Regions from separate parts of the Homo sapiens genome. Here region 1 is linked to region 2. A link is a contact called in ENCODE Hi-C or POLR2A ChIA-PET data. All regions are on one chromosome and are shown on one strand. Each heading gives the region's core, a stretch centred on a gene start or an enhancer-like site at or near the end of the contact. The rest is flanking DNA. Distances are from core to core; before and after follow the strand shown. Region 1 overlaps SMAD3 (SMAD family member 3). Region 2 overlaps SMAD3-DT (SMAD3 divergent transcript).

Region 1 (5,893 bases), core at 1,694-4,193, 150 kb after region 2:
CATTCCCAGATACTTCTTGTCTGCCTGCCGTTCAGGTGGGGGATTGGAAGAGGGACCACAGACATAGCCATCGAGGGGCTACGGCCTTGTTGGGATCAATAAGGCAGGACCAAAAATGATTCTAAAACAAGAAGGAGGTGCAGATGAAGTACTCTGAGGGTTCGAGGGATGGAGCGATGGGATTCCAGGCTGGCCAGGCGTCTCCTCTGTATCCATGCGCTCAGTCAACATTGGCTGAGTTCCCACTATGTACTGATGCTGGGGGCCAGAGCTGGGAGAGCACTACACATTTGCAGCCTGGGGGCGGGGAGGGGGGCAGCTGGAGGTGTCCATGTCCACCTGTAATGCGTTGTGCCAGGTGCCCAGGGAGAAAGTCCAGAAGAGGGAGGAATAGTATATGCCAAGGAGGAAAGTGTGGATGGAGTGGGGAGACATGGGAGAGGTTGTGCCATGTGTGAGCGGGCCCTTGAAGGACAGATGGGACCCTGTGAGGCAGAGAAGGATGGAAGGACATTGCAGGTCCAAGGGCATTATGTGGTCTGAGGACAGCTGGCATGGTGGTTGGTTGTTGTCTCAAGAGGGACAAGGTGGGAAAAGGAGGCTGAAATGGCAGGTGGGGCACTGGGAAAAGACCCCTGAGTGTCTGCTTAGCGCCCTCTTGCCTATAGAATAAAGTTGTTTGTGGGTTTTGATTGGGGAGGTTTTCTGATGACAGCTTCATAAAGATTAATCTGGCCACTGTGTGGAATCTAAATTCTAGGGGAAATTACTGGAGGCAAAACAAAACAAAACAAAACAAAAACCCACTTAGACAGCTCTTCCTCTGGAGGAGGCTGAGATAAATGCTTTCGAGAAATGGTAGCAGAGCTGGGAGAATGCATTTGAGAGGGAATCATGGGCCTGAATGAGCAGGGTTTGTTGACCAGCGTTAAGTGGGATGATGGTGATGCCCCCATCGAGGCTGGACACCCAGGAAGTGGAATGGGTTGGGGGTGAAAGATGGTGGTGGGTTGCCTGTGCTTAACTATGTCCAGGAAGCAGTTGGAAAGTCAGGAAAGCGGCTGGCGCTGGAGGCGCAGATTTGGAAACCATGAACACATGTGGCAGCCTTTCCCATAGCGGGGCCTGAGAGAAGGGGTTTGGTGGTTGAATGAGTGTGGAAAGCCTGTATTGTGGCCTCTCCTCCAGCCCCCACTCAGGAGGGACTCACATGGCCACGCTCTGAGGAGCCTGCAGAAGGAGGCCTGTCTGACCCAGCCTTCCTCCCATGCACTGATCACTGTTCCTGTACTTCTGTCTTACCGCCCCATTACCCATCCATAGATCTGACTCTGGAAACACCGATGAAGTTTGGCTGAAGTCATGCCAGTGGATGGATTTAGTGGAGAGGCCGACCCAGCTCAAGATGGAAAGACAGCCAGAGATGCGCTCGGGTGGTGGGGGTTCCTTGGAGAAGGCTGAGGTCAGGGGGATGATGGGGTCACAGCAGCTCAGAGGGGAGGCAAGCCCTGAAGGACAGTGGCTACAAGCGGGCCCTGCAGAGATGCAAAATGAGATTTAAGAAGAGGCCTTGGATTTGGCATCAGGGTTTCAAGGGGGAGCTTTTAGGGAGCAGTGTGTAGGAGGGGAGGGGCTGCAGTCAGTCAGCAGTGCACTGAAGGGCAAGTACCAGGTGGGGAGGTGGAGGCACCCAGCAGCGCAGCCTTTGTGCTGACTCACAGTCAGTGCGTCCCAAACCCTAGGATGGAGGCAAGCACACAGGGAGCTCTTCCTAGGAAAAAATGGGGACATCTCAGGACATCTGATTATTTCCTTTAAAGAGATTATTATGAAATTACTGTACAAAAAGAAAGAAAGCAGAGGACATCTGGTTTCTCCTTTCATTTCCTCCCCACTCCAGGTGTTAGCCCCAGGGCTCAGGTCTGGGGAAGGTTGAGCCTCCTTGCCCCAGCAAAGCCACTTCTGGTAAGGGGCAGGGACTCCTGGTTGAGACCTGGCTCAGCATCCTGCCCCAGGCAGGCTCTCGGAGACCCTGGGACCTGGGACCGTTGTTTGCAGGGCAGGAGATATGAGCAGGTGATGTTCCTGTTATTACACAGCGTGCTGGGTGAGTCACCGGGAATTTCCTAGGCATTTAAGGCGGAAGGATTGGGGTAAATGGAGGGGAAGGAGGAGGCAGGTGGAGAGAGGAAAAAGGTAGTGAGCTGGCTTCTGCCTGGTGAGTAAGTTGTTCCCTGCTTTAAAGTGAGATGATTAGGGCGGAGCCATGACTGAGGAAAATAATGTACCAGGGAGAGCCCTGAGGGAGCAGTTGAGCTGGAGTTAAAGGAGGTGATGGCTTCCAGAGTGCCAGTGGCAGGAGTGAGAGGCAGGGATGGGGCAGCTTGGAGTGAGAGGGATAGGGCAGCTTGGAGGTGGCTGATGCCGGATGCAGTGCTTCAGACTGAAAGGTGGTCGTTTGCTGTGAATTGCCCTCTAGATTGTGTAGACTAGGATGATGGGATGTTTCTTGAGCTTGGACCCAAGGCAGCATCTCCTGTTGACATAGTTCTCCCTCCCTACTGACGCTTCCTCAGGCACCTTGCCTGAGAGTTGAGAATTCTTAGGTTATTTCTTCCAAAGGGAGGACCCTCCCCCCAGGGTGCCACTTTGCACTGGCCTAGTTGCACCTCTGCTGGGAAGGTGTGAATCGGGGGCAAGTTGCCCCGTGAGTCAGGGTTAGGATTCTGGGTGAGACTCCACGCTGACAGGCCCGGCTTCCCCTCTGCTTCATGAGCCCCTGTGCCCATGTGTGAGCACAGGTGTGGTGGCAGGGCGGCCCGAAGACCACCAGCCCTGAGTGTGGACGGCGGCCCAGGGCAGAGGCCCAACCCAGTTCCAGGCATCTTCATGCTGCTGCCCAAGGCTCTTTTACAATGCAGCCTCTGGCTCCGGTCTTCCCCACACTTGTGAAATCACAGGCAGGGTCTTCCCCACACTTGTGAAATCACAGGCAGGCAACATAATGACAGGAAGTCAGCTGTCGGCTCTGTCTTCATACTCCTGAGGGCCCGGTTTTTAGACTTTGCCACTGTTCCTGGTTGCAGTATGCTGGTCATAAGCTAAAAGGGCATGGGGGTCTCTGTGCAGCTTGGTTTGGTATTTTAGTCCGCAGATACATAGGTTGGAATTAGTACCCTGGGTGCTGGGACACAGCTGGCGTGGGCTCACAGAGACCTCATCCTCTAGCATAGGAGACTCAGGTACACAGTTTCTGGGACACAAGGTTAATTCTGCACTGAGGCAGTGAGGGAGTGTTTCACAGCCGTGTGAGCTGGGCCTTAAAGATCGAGTCCCTGCAGAGGAGGGGGATGGGCAGTCCAGGCAGAGGACCCAGGCAGGACTGAGAAGTGGTGGATGAGGAACATGGGAACTGGAGTGTGGAATCTCCTAGATTGAGGAAGAGCTGCCTTCCGCAGGTGAGGTGGGCCCAGCAGAAACCAGCCCATTTCTGTTTTGACCTTTCGTCTTGCAGCAGCAGTGCTCCTGGCCTTTGCCCGTTCCTTGCTTTCGATTTATAGGAGAAAGTTAATTTCCCCCCTTGCCTCCCCACCTCTTCCTTTACGGGATTTGAATCTCTTGCACATGTTTTTAATAGGCATCCCTTAATCCAAGTGTTGCCTTCTGGGTTTTATTCTGTTTTCTTTTTCTTAAACATAATGGAACGTCTGTGCCAGCTTGGAACAGGACTGAAAACTGAGGCCAGCCAATGCGTTAGGCTGGCAGGGGGCCAGCCATGGATTAAGTGCCCTATGGCACTTGAGAAGTCTGGCCGACACCACACTGGTGGGGGAGGGGGATCCACAAAGGCTGGAGCTGGAGGTTCCTGCGTCTCCAACACCTCTGCACTGGGAGGAGAGATTAGCACAGACTCAGAAATCTGGCCAGGAGCAGGGCTGTTTGAAGGGAAGGCCGTGGGCACGTGCCATCGTCTACCACCCCAGCTGTGCAAAATGCTCAGCCTAGAGGTGAAACTGCTCTTCAATGGGGTGTGTCACCTTACCCCCCGTAGTCATTCTCCTAGAGGAGCCTTCTATAGAACTGCTTCTGCATTTGTTGGTAAATCCTTGAAACCAGATCTTAATTTGCTTGCTTGCTTGATCAGTTGATTGATTGGTCAGGGGAGGGGTTGCCACCTCCCCCTGAGAGATTTCTTTTAAGATTTAATGCCAGGACAAACTTTGTTTTCCCTGAGGAACTAGTAAGCATTGCCCATCCACCAACCAGAGCCATAGACCATGTCATGTTCCCTTTTTGTCTTGTCTACTAGGAAGCTCAGAGCCAAACTGGATGCTTTTGCAGTAACTATAACCTCATGGTTATCCCATTTATAGCCGCCTTCTTTCCAGAGTCCTTTTTGTTTCTCTGGTACTAACCAGGGTAAGGATAAGTACTTTGGGAAAGAAATGAGGGCATATTTAGTGTTTTGGGTTTTTTTTTTTTTGGTGTGTGGCAGAGTCTTGCTCTATCCCCCAGGCTGGAGTGCAGTGGCGTGATCTTGGCTCACTGCAACCTCTGCCTCCTGGGTTCAAGTGATTCTCCTGCCTCAGCCTCCAGAGTAGCTGGGATTACAGGCACCCGTCACCACACCCAGCTAATTTTTGTATTTTTAGTAGAGACGGGGTTTCGCCAGGTTGGCCAGGCTGGTCTCGAAATCCTGACCTCAAGTGATCTGCCTGCCTTGGCCTCCCAAAGTGCTTGGGATTACAGGTATGAACCACTGCATATGGTCTGTTTTTTTGTTTTTTTTTTTGTTAAGGAAAAATGTGCCATTGAAGGCAGAACCCACAGGTGGTGACCATACTTTCTGGTCTGCCACTCCTCTTGCACAAGTTCTGGGAGGAAGCAGCTGAGGCATGGTGGGCGGGAGGGACCTAGAAAGGAGGGAAATCACGGCTGGCTTTTAGTTGTTTGCAGAGAATAGAAAGCGCATGGCTGGGGTGCTGCTCTGGCTCAGTCCCGCTTCTGAACACAGGGCAGCTTGTCCAAACAGCACTCTCTGAAATGGCAGCCTGCAGACTTTGCCACTGGCCTGATTTCACTGCTCCCTCAAACAAGCATCTTCTTAATGATGTGTCAGGTTCCTAGTGTCCGGGGTTTTCCACAACACTGTCCGGTGTGTGTCTGTGAGTTGCAGGGCTGTTTGGATAAGGGCTCAGATCTGCTTGGGAGGGCCTCTCGGCCTATGACCCCAGGCCTGTCTTTGATTCTGAGGGTCCTTGAAGCCCACCCTTCCCCAGAGCATGGTTCTAGCACCATGCGACACAATGGGTGGCCTGCCAGCTTTTTCTTTTTTTGAATGGTGGGCTGGGTTGCCGTTCCTGGGAGCCTAGCTCTTTCTCTTCTGCCTGGACTAAACCCAGAGAATGCTGGGCAGGGCTTTATGATTTTGGGGTGAGGACCCTGTTCTGTTCTACACATTGCTGAGTAAGTCAGGGCCAGTCAAAGCTATATGTTCAAGCTGACCCGTGCCAGAGAATGATCTAGGTGGTCAGCTTTATTGTAGCTTTATTGTCTTCTAGTGTACCACAGTGATTGTACGGACTACAAAACTGAGGTTACAGAAGGAGGTCATGTCCCCAAGGTCACACAGCAGGATCAGCAGAGCCTGCGCTTGGGCAGTGGTGGCCAGCAGCACTGATACATTGCTTGACCACTCTGAATGCTTGGGTTGCACTTGGATTTTTTTTTTTTAAGTTTCCAAATCAACATAGCTCACATTTTAGTGACCACATTGTTTAGAATATAGCTTATCTCATTGGAATGTTGAAGCATCAAGCAAAGCCAGAGCCAGACGTGGCTGACGTGGCTCAGCCTCACCTCAGGGGCCAGGGCACAAGCCGCAGCTGCTCCT
Region 2 (6,180 bases), core at 2,615-5,114:
CCCCTCCCCCCACCCCACAACAGGTCCCAGTGTGTGATGTTCCCCTTCCTGTGTCCATGTGTTCTCATTGTTCAATTCCCACCTATGAGTGAGAACATGCGGTGTTTGGTGTTTTGTCCTTGCAATAGTTTGCTGAGAATGATGGTTTCCAGCTTCATCCATGTCCCTACAAAGGACATGAACTCATCATTTTTTATGGCTGCATAGTATTCCATGGTGTATATGTGCCACATTTCCTTAATCCAGTCTATCATTGTTGGACATTTGGGTTGGTTCCAAGTCTTTGCTATTGTGAATAGTGCTGCAATAAACATACGTGTACATGTGTCTTTATAGCAGCATGATTTATAATCCTTTGGGTATGTATATACCCAGTAATGGGATGGCTGGGTCAAATGGTATTTCTAGTTCTAGATCCTTGAAGAATCGCCACACTGACTTCCACAATGGTTGAACTAATTTACAGTCCACTTGGAATTCTTTAAAACACTCAACAAAAGAAAAAAAGATAACAGTAGTGGAAAGTTTGTAAGAAGGAAAAAAGAGGTGAAAAGCATTTTAAAACATTTTTGAATTACAAATATACCTACCTTACTTTTCACATGTACTGTATATAAAAAAGCATTGTGGCTAAGTGTATTGGTTTCCAAAACACACCCCGCCCGCTGCCAAACATGCTTTAATTATTTAGGTAGTAGAGTTGGGAGGGGAGGCAGAGGGAGAGAGAAGGAGAATATTAAAAATCCTAGAATTTGTATAAAAGGAGAACCAACACTTTCATGGGTTAAGTAATGAAAAAAAAAATAGCTAACCTTTTATTTTAAGGAAAAGTCAGTCTCCCAAAGGCAGAGATTGAAATGCACTATCACTTAGGGAACAATCAGCTTGACCAAGCCTCCCCAGCAACTCCCTCCTAGGACTCTTGCAGTCTGAGGGGTCAGGCTGCATTCTCCTAGTGGCAGCACAGCAGGCTCTGAAGTGCCTGACAGTGAAGTTGAAGGAGCAGAGTGAGGCAAATTCCTGCTCCAAACCTGCTCTTCCATTCTACAGACAGACAGGAAGAGGAGTGACACAGCTTGCCAACTCAGCCAGTCATAAAAGATTGATCCATTTCTTCCAAACTGATGGTTCCTCCCTTTAGGAAACTGGGCACTTGAAGAAGCTTCTCCCATCCCAGTTGATTCTTCTGTGCCCATTTTGTCAGTAGCAAGCCATTAGCATGATGTTCAAGGAACAATCATCTACCACATGATGTACTGACGCTCTGTTTGATCAAACTGGGGCTTAAGAATAGCTGTGAAGGGCCAGGTGCGGTGGCTCATGCCTGTAATCCCAGCACTTTGGGAGGCCGAGGTGGGTGGATCACCTGAGGTCAGGAGTTCGAGTCCCAGCCTGGCCAACATGGTGAAACCCTGTCTGTACAAAAATTAGCCAGGCCTGGTGGCAGGCGCCTGTAATCCCAGCTACTTGGGAGGCTAAGGCAGGAGAACCACTTGAACGTGGGAGGCAAAGGTTGCATGCAGTGAGCCGAGATCGCGCCACTGCACTGCAGCCTGGGCGACAGAGAGAGACTCCATCTCTAAATAAATAAATAAATAAAATAAAAAGAATAGCTGTGAGATGGAAGAGGTTGCAAGTTTCCCTGGGAGCTTGTGGCACACAGAAGACCCCAGGACCTTGGCCTTAATGGGGTTAGGTTGCTGGGACGGGGGCTGGCTACTTCCACTCTAGAATAATAGTACTGAAGACCCCTTTGTTCATTTACTACTTCATTCATTCAGAGAATATTTATTGAGCATCTACTATGTGTTTCCAGGCACTATTCTAGGCACTGGAGTTACAGTAGAGAACAAAACAGAAAAAGTCCTGCCCTCATGGAGCTAATATTTTAGTGGAGTGAGACAGATAATAAATAAAGTAAGTAAGATATATACTCTGTGAGGGTGTTAAGAGCCATAGAGAAAAATTAAGTAGTGGAGGGGGCAGGGTGTGTGGGGAAGAGGTGTTGCCATTTCAGAGAGTTCTTGGAAAGCCTCACTCAAAGCTGATGTTTCAGTGAAGACCTGGGAGGTGAGAGGTGCTGTACTGACACCTGGGAAAAGAGTGCCCAAGGCAAAGCAAACAGTCAGTGCAAAGGCCCTGAGGTGGGCATGATGCTGGTGTATTTGGAAGACCAGGGATGACATCAGATCAGAGGAGAAGTGGGGGTAGAGGTAGATCATGCAGGACTTCACAGGCTGCTGCAAGCCCTTTGGGTTTTTCTCCAACTGAAATGGAAAGTCACTGGAGGGTTTTATGTGGAAGAGTGACACCAAATGTTTTATGAATCACTGTTAGCTCATTTCTCAATTATATTATTACCACCATTTTAAAGGCAGGGAAACTGAGGTTCAGAAGGGTTAGGAGAGTTTCCCATAGGCACACAGCATGAGCTGCCAGAACTTCTCTCCTTTACTTATTTATTTATTTTGAGATGGAGCCTCGCTCTGCAGAGTGCAGTGGCGTGATCTCGGCTTACTGCAACCTCCGCTTCCCGGGTTCAAGCGATTCTCCTGCCTCAGCCTTCTGAGTAGCTGGGACTACAGGCGTGCGCCACCACGCCTGGCTAATATTTGCATTTTTAGTAGAGACGGGGTTTCACCATGTTGGCCAGGATAGTCTCGATCTCTTGATCTCATGATCCGCCCGCCTCGGACTCCGAAAGTGCTGGGATTACAGGGGTGAGCCACCACGCCTGGCCAACTCCTCTCCCTTCTAATCCAGGACTCTCGGTGCTCCTGCATGTGGTTTCCAAATGTTCTCAACTCTTCTCCTGCTTGCGAAGGGGAGACCAGAGCCTTGGAGCTGGGAAAGGAGCAGGCAGGGCTGACTCTTCTCGAACCTGGATTGCTGGGCACCTGTTGTCCAGCATCATTTGAGGGCATGTATGGAAAGTGCTCTGGAAATTTATCAAGTATGGCACACATGGTGAGTGTTATGAGAGACTATCAAGATGCTCTCAATGATTCCTGCTGAACTCAGGTCCCGAGTGCCCAACAGGCCTCCATTTGAGCAATGGGTTGGCCATTGCTTGTAGCTGCTATTCATCTAGGAAGGTCCCAGCACCGGCCCCTGTTTCCACCTCCCGCAGCCCTCACATGTGGATCCACTGGTTTCACCTACAGCTCCAACCTTGGCCTGGTTCACTGATCGATCAGCCTGAGGCTAGAAGCACTTACACAGCTGGAGAGCAAGTCACTCTTTCTACTGGCACCCAGCACTATGCCTGCAGCACACACGTTGTCACACACCTGTCATCCCCTTGGGCACTGGGCCTTTCCCTCCTGTGTAGCCCTCAGCTGGGTCAGCCTGGCTCCTCCTGTGGGGGCGGGGGGCTGGCCCCAGAGCTGCCCTGGCTAAGGCCACAGGGTCATACTGGAAGTGAAGAGACCAGCCTCAACAAATCCAGGAAACAGACCCAGGTAGGAGTGTGAAGGGCATGGCTGTAGTGTGGGGTGTGGAAGCCCAATTCTGGGCTTCCCAGAATTTCCCAGCAGGCTTGGGGGAGGGGTGGTGGCAGCTGGCCCAGTGGAAGGGAACCTCCATCCACCCTAGAAAGATTGTCCCACTTTCCTTATGGGTCAGCACCTCACAATGTCATCACCAGAAGGGCTTTCTTCCCCACGTGGATTACATAGCAGGTAGATGGATTTGTGCTTGCAGACACAGAGGGGCCAGAGTTTTAAAGGCCGTCAGTACCCTATGGCCCATCTCAAAGAAAAAGACAAGGATAAGCAAAATTAGAAGGAAAGAAAGAAAGACTGTAAAAGTTAAACAAAACCACCCACAAATAGCTTGAGGCAGAAAAAAGATTGTACCATATCATGGCAATCGTGGACAGTTTGGCAGCTGAGGGAAAGATGACTCATTCCCAGGCTCCGCTTGCATAATCCTCCCCAGCCCAGGCAGGAGAATGAAACTAGGAAAGTAATGCAATGACATTTAGTAGCAAAAAGGAAGCCCACACAACATTTGTGCAAGGCCATCCAAAAATAGCAGGCTCCTCCATGCTTGGGTTTTGAAACTATGCATTTTGCTTGAAATGCCTGAGTCGTGGCACATTTTTCTTGGGCCACCCACACCCTAATTCAGTTCATTTCAATTTAGCAGACATTTAATGCAGGCCTACTGTGCTCCAGGCTCTGTGCTAAGGATTTGGGAGTGGCAAATACAAGGATAGGGGAGACACTAAAAGGAAAGTGTGAAGGGAAGAATGAATGGAGTCAAACCCCACCACGAACCCTTACCAGGTCTGAACCTCAGTTTTTCTGTCTATAAAGTGGGAACAATGCCCACCTCATGAAATTGGGTGAGAGTTAAATGAGAAGAGCAAAGCCACAGGGGCTCATGAAAGGAGTCCTCAAATCTGCTCAGGGTGATCAGGAGGGCCAGCATGGAAGAAGAGGTCTTTGAAATGAGCCTTGACTCGTTTTAACTGAACCGAACTGCCAGACTGAATAGTGGCAAGTATTTCTTCTGTGCCTGCTGGGTGTCAGGCCTGGTGCCAGGTCCTGAGAATGTAAGGACAAAGGAGAGAAACCCATCATCAAGCAGTAATAATCCTAACAGTAGAAACAGTAAAAATAACACAGGGAAGCAGCTAGGCATAACGGTTGTGGGTGCTAGTTCTGAAAACAGACTCTCTGTGTACAAATCCTAGTTCTTTTACTCTCAGCTGTGTGGCTTGAGCAAGTTCTTTAACCACTCATTCTATGCTCCTGTTTCCTTTTCTATAAAATTAGTATACAAATAGCAATTCCTTATAGGATTGCTGTAAAAATTAATTGGAACAGTGCTTGCAAAGCACTTACCCTAGTGCCTGGTAAGTGGTCTGTCAGGGTAAGCTGCCACTATTTTCATTGCTACCATCACCATTATCTTCATCACCATTATCACCATCACACATCACAGAAGAGAGGGAGGTACAGAGTCCTCCAAGCAGAGGAGAACTTGGAGAGTCTGGGAATGCCAGAGGAAGGAATGGTTATTCTTGAAGTGAGTTTTGAAAGACAAGGAGAAGTTTGCCAGTAGGATTCTGGAAGAAAGAGGTATTCCAGGCCGGGGGACAATATGAGAAAAAAGCATGAATGTGCAGAAGATAAATGTTCAGGAAACAGGAAATGGCTCAGGCCGACAGCCAGGCTGAAAGGATGGCCTGACCAGGGAGAGAGAGGGCAAGCGGGAAGGGAGTGAAAGTCCTTCCTTTCCTGGCCTTTTGCACACACCCTCCTGGCACATGCCAGGCAGTTAGGAAGCCCTGGGCCTGGACATGAGCACTAGCTCTCTCACAGAGCCCCTTTCTGACCTTGGCTTCCTTCCAGGAGACGTTAAGACACAGCCTTACTGAGAATGCAGCCACGGTTACTATCACATTTATTGAGAAAACTATCCCTTATGTTACTCAGAGCTCTTTGCATACAGATGCTCAAGATAAATTCAACTTAGAATTCAGCCAGGAAAAAACATTGATAAAAATAATTTATAACTTTCATTCAGAGTTTACAACATGCCAGTCTCTAAGTGCTTTACATTATTAGCTCATTTAATTCTCACAACAACCCTATGAAGTAGGCACTATGATTGTTCCTGTTTTACAAATAGAGGAACTGAATGATAAAGAGGTTAACTCATTTGCCAAAGCAACATAGCTAGTAACTGGCAGAGCAAGGGCTCACGTTCTGGGAGTCAGGCTTTAGAGCATGTATTTTTTTTTTTTTTTTGAGACAGGGTCTTACTCTGTTGCCCAGGCTGGAGTGTAGTGGCACAATCTCAGCTCACTGTAATCTCCACCTCTCGGGTTCAAACAATCCTCCCCCTCAGCCTCCCCAGTAGCTGGGACTACAGGCACACGTCACCACGCCCAGCTAATTTTTGTATATTTTGGTAGAGGTGGTGTTTCCCCATGTTGGCAAGGCTGGTCTTGAACTCCTGACCTCAGGTGATCTGCCCACCTCAGCCTCCCAAAGTGTTGGGATTAATGTGTGATCCACCGCGCCTGGCCAACATGTGCTCTTTCTTAACTCCTTTGTAATAAACAGAACTCTTGTCCTTTCTGTGTTTCCCTTTTTGTTTTGGCCACTGTCAGGGTTGACACTTCCCACTACATTCTTCCTTGCAATTTGTGCTCCAGCTGCTCTGGGC

The links. Hi-C counts contacts between places; a loop is a spot of excess contacts on that map. ChIA-PET counts read pairs that join two places held with the same protein, here RNA polymerase II (POLR2A). Pooled maps may share reads with other maps.
Region 1: a pooled map shows a loop between it and region 2 (7-fold over the local background). The contact joins two enhancer-like sites. A Hi-C loop is called at or near these places in 1 of 168 maps with a recorded cell type or tissue (CD4-positive, alpha-beta memory T cell) and 7 of 50 pooled maps. POLR2A ChIA-PET finds 5 or more read pairs at or near these places in 7 of 52 experiments (GM12878, H1, IMR-90 and 3 more).

The regions. Positions count from the first base shown.
Region 1 is chr15:67,172,953-67,178,845 of GRCh38, forward strand. All of the region lies in intron 5 of SMAD3 (SMAD family member 3), which reads left to right. Among named protein-coding and RNA genes, the nearest start is that of SMAD3-AS1, 29 kb to the left of the region's middle. RefSeq lists an enhancer at 3,101-3,150. Within about 2 kb of position 2,944, at least 26 of the 41 ENCODE cell types and tissues checked have a DNase peak (open chromatin) inside an H3K27ac peak, as active enhancers do; they include Panc1, where a contact is called at or near this core.
Region 2 is chr15:67,020,652-67,026,831 of GRCh38, forward strand. All of the region lies in intron 2 of SMAD3-DT (SMAD3 divergent transcript), which reads right to left. Among named protein-coding and RNA genes, the nearest start is that of SMAD3-DT, 40 kb to the right of the region's middle. RefSeq lists an enhancer at 5,020-5,314. Within about 2 kb of position 3,865, at least 29 of the 41 ENCODE cell types and tissues checked have a DNase peak (open chromatin) inside an H3K27ac peak, as active enhancers do; they include Panc1, where a contact is called at or near this core.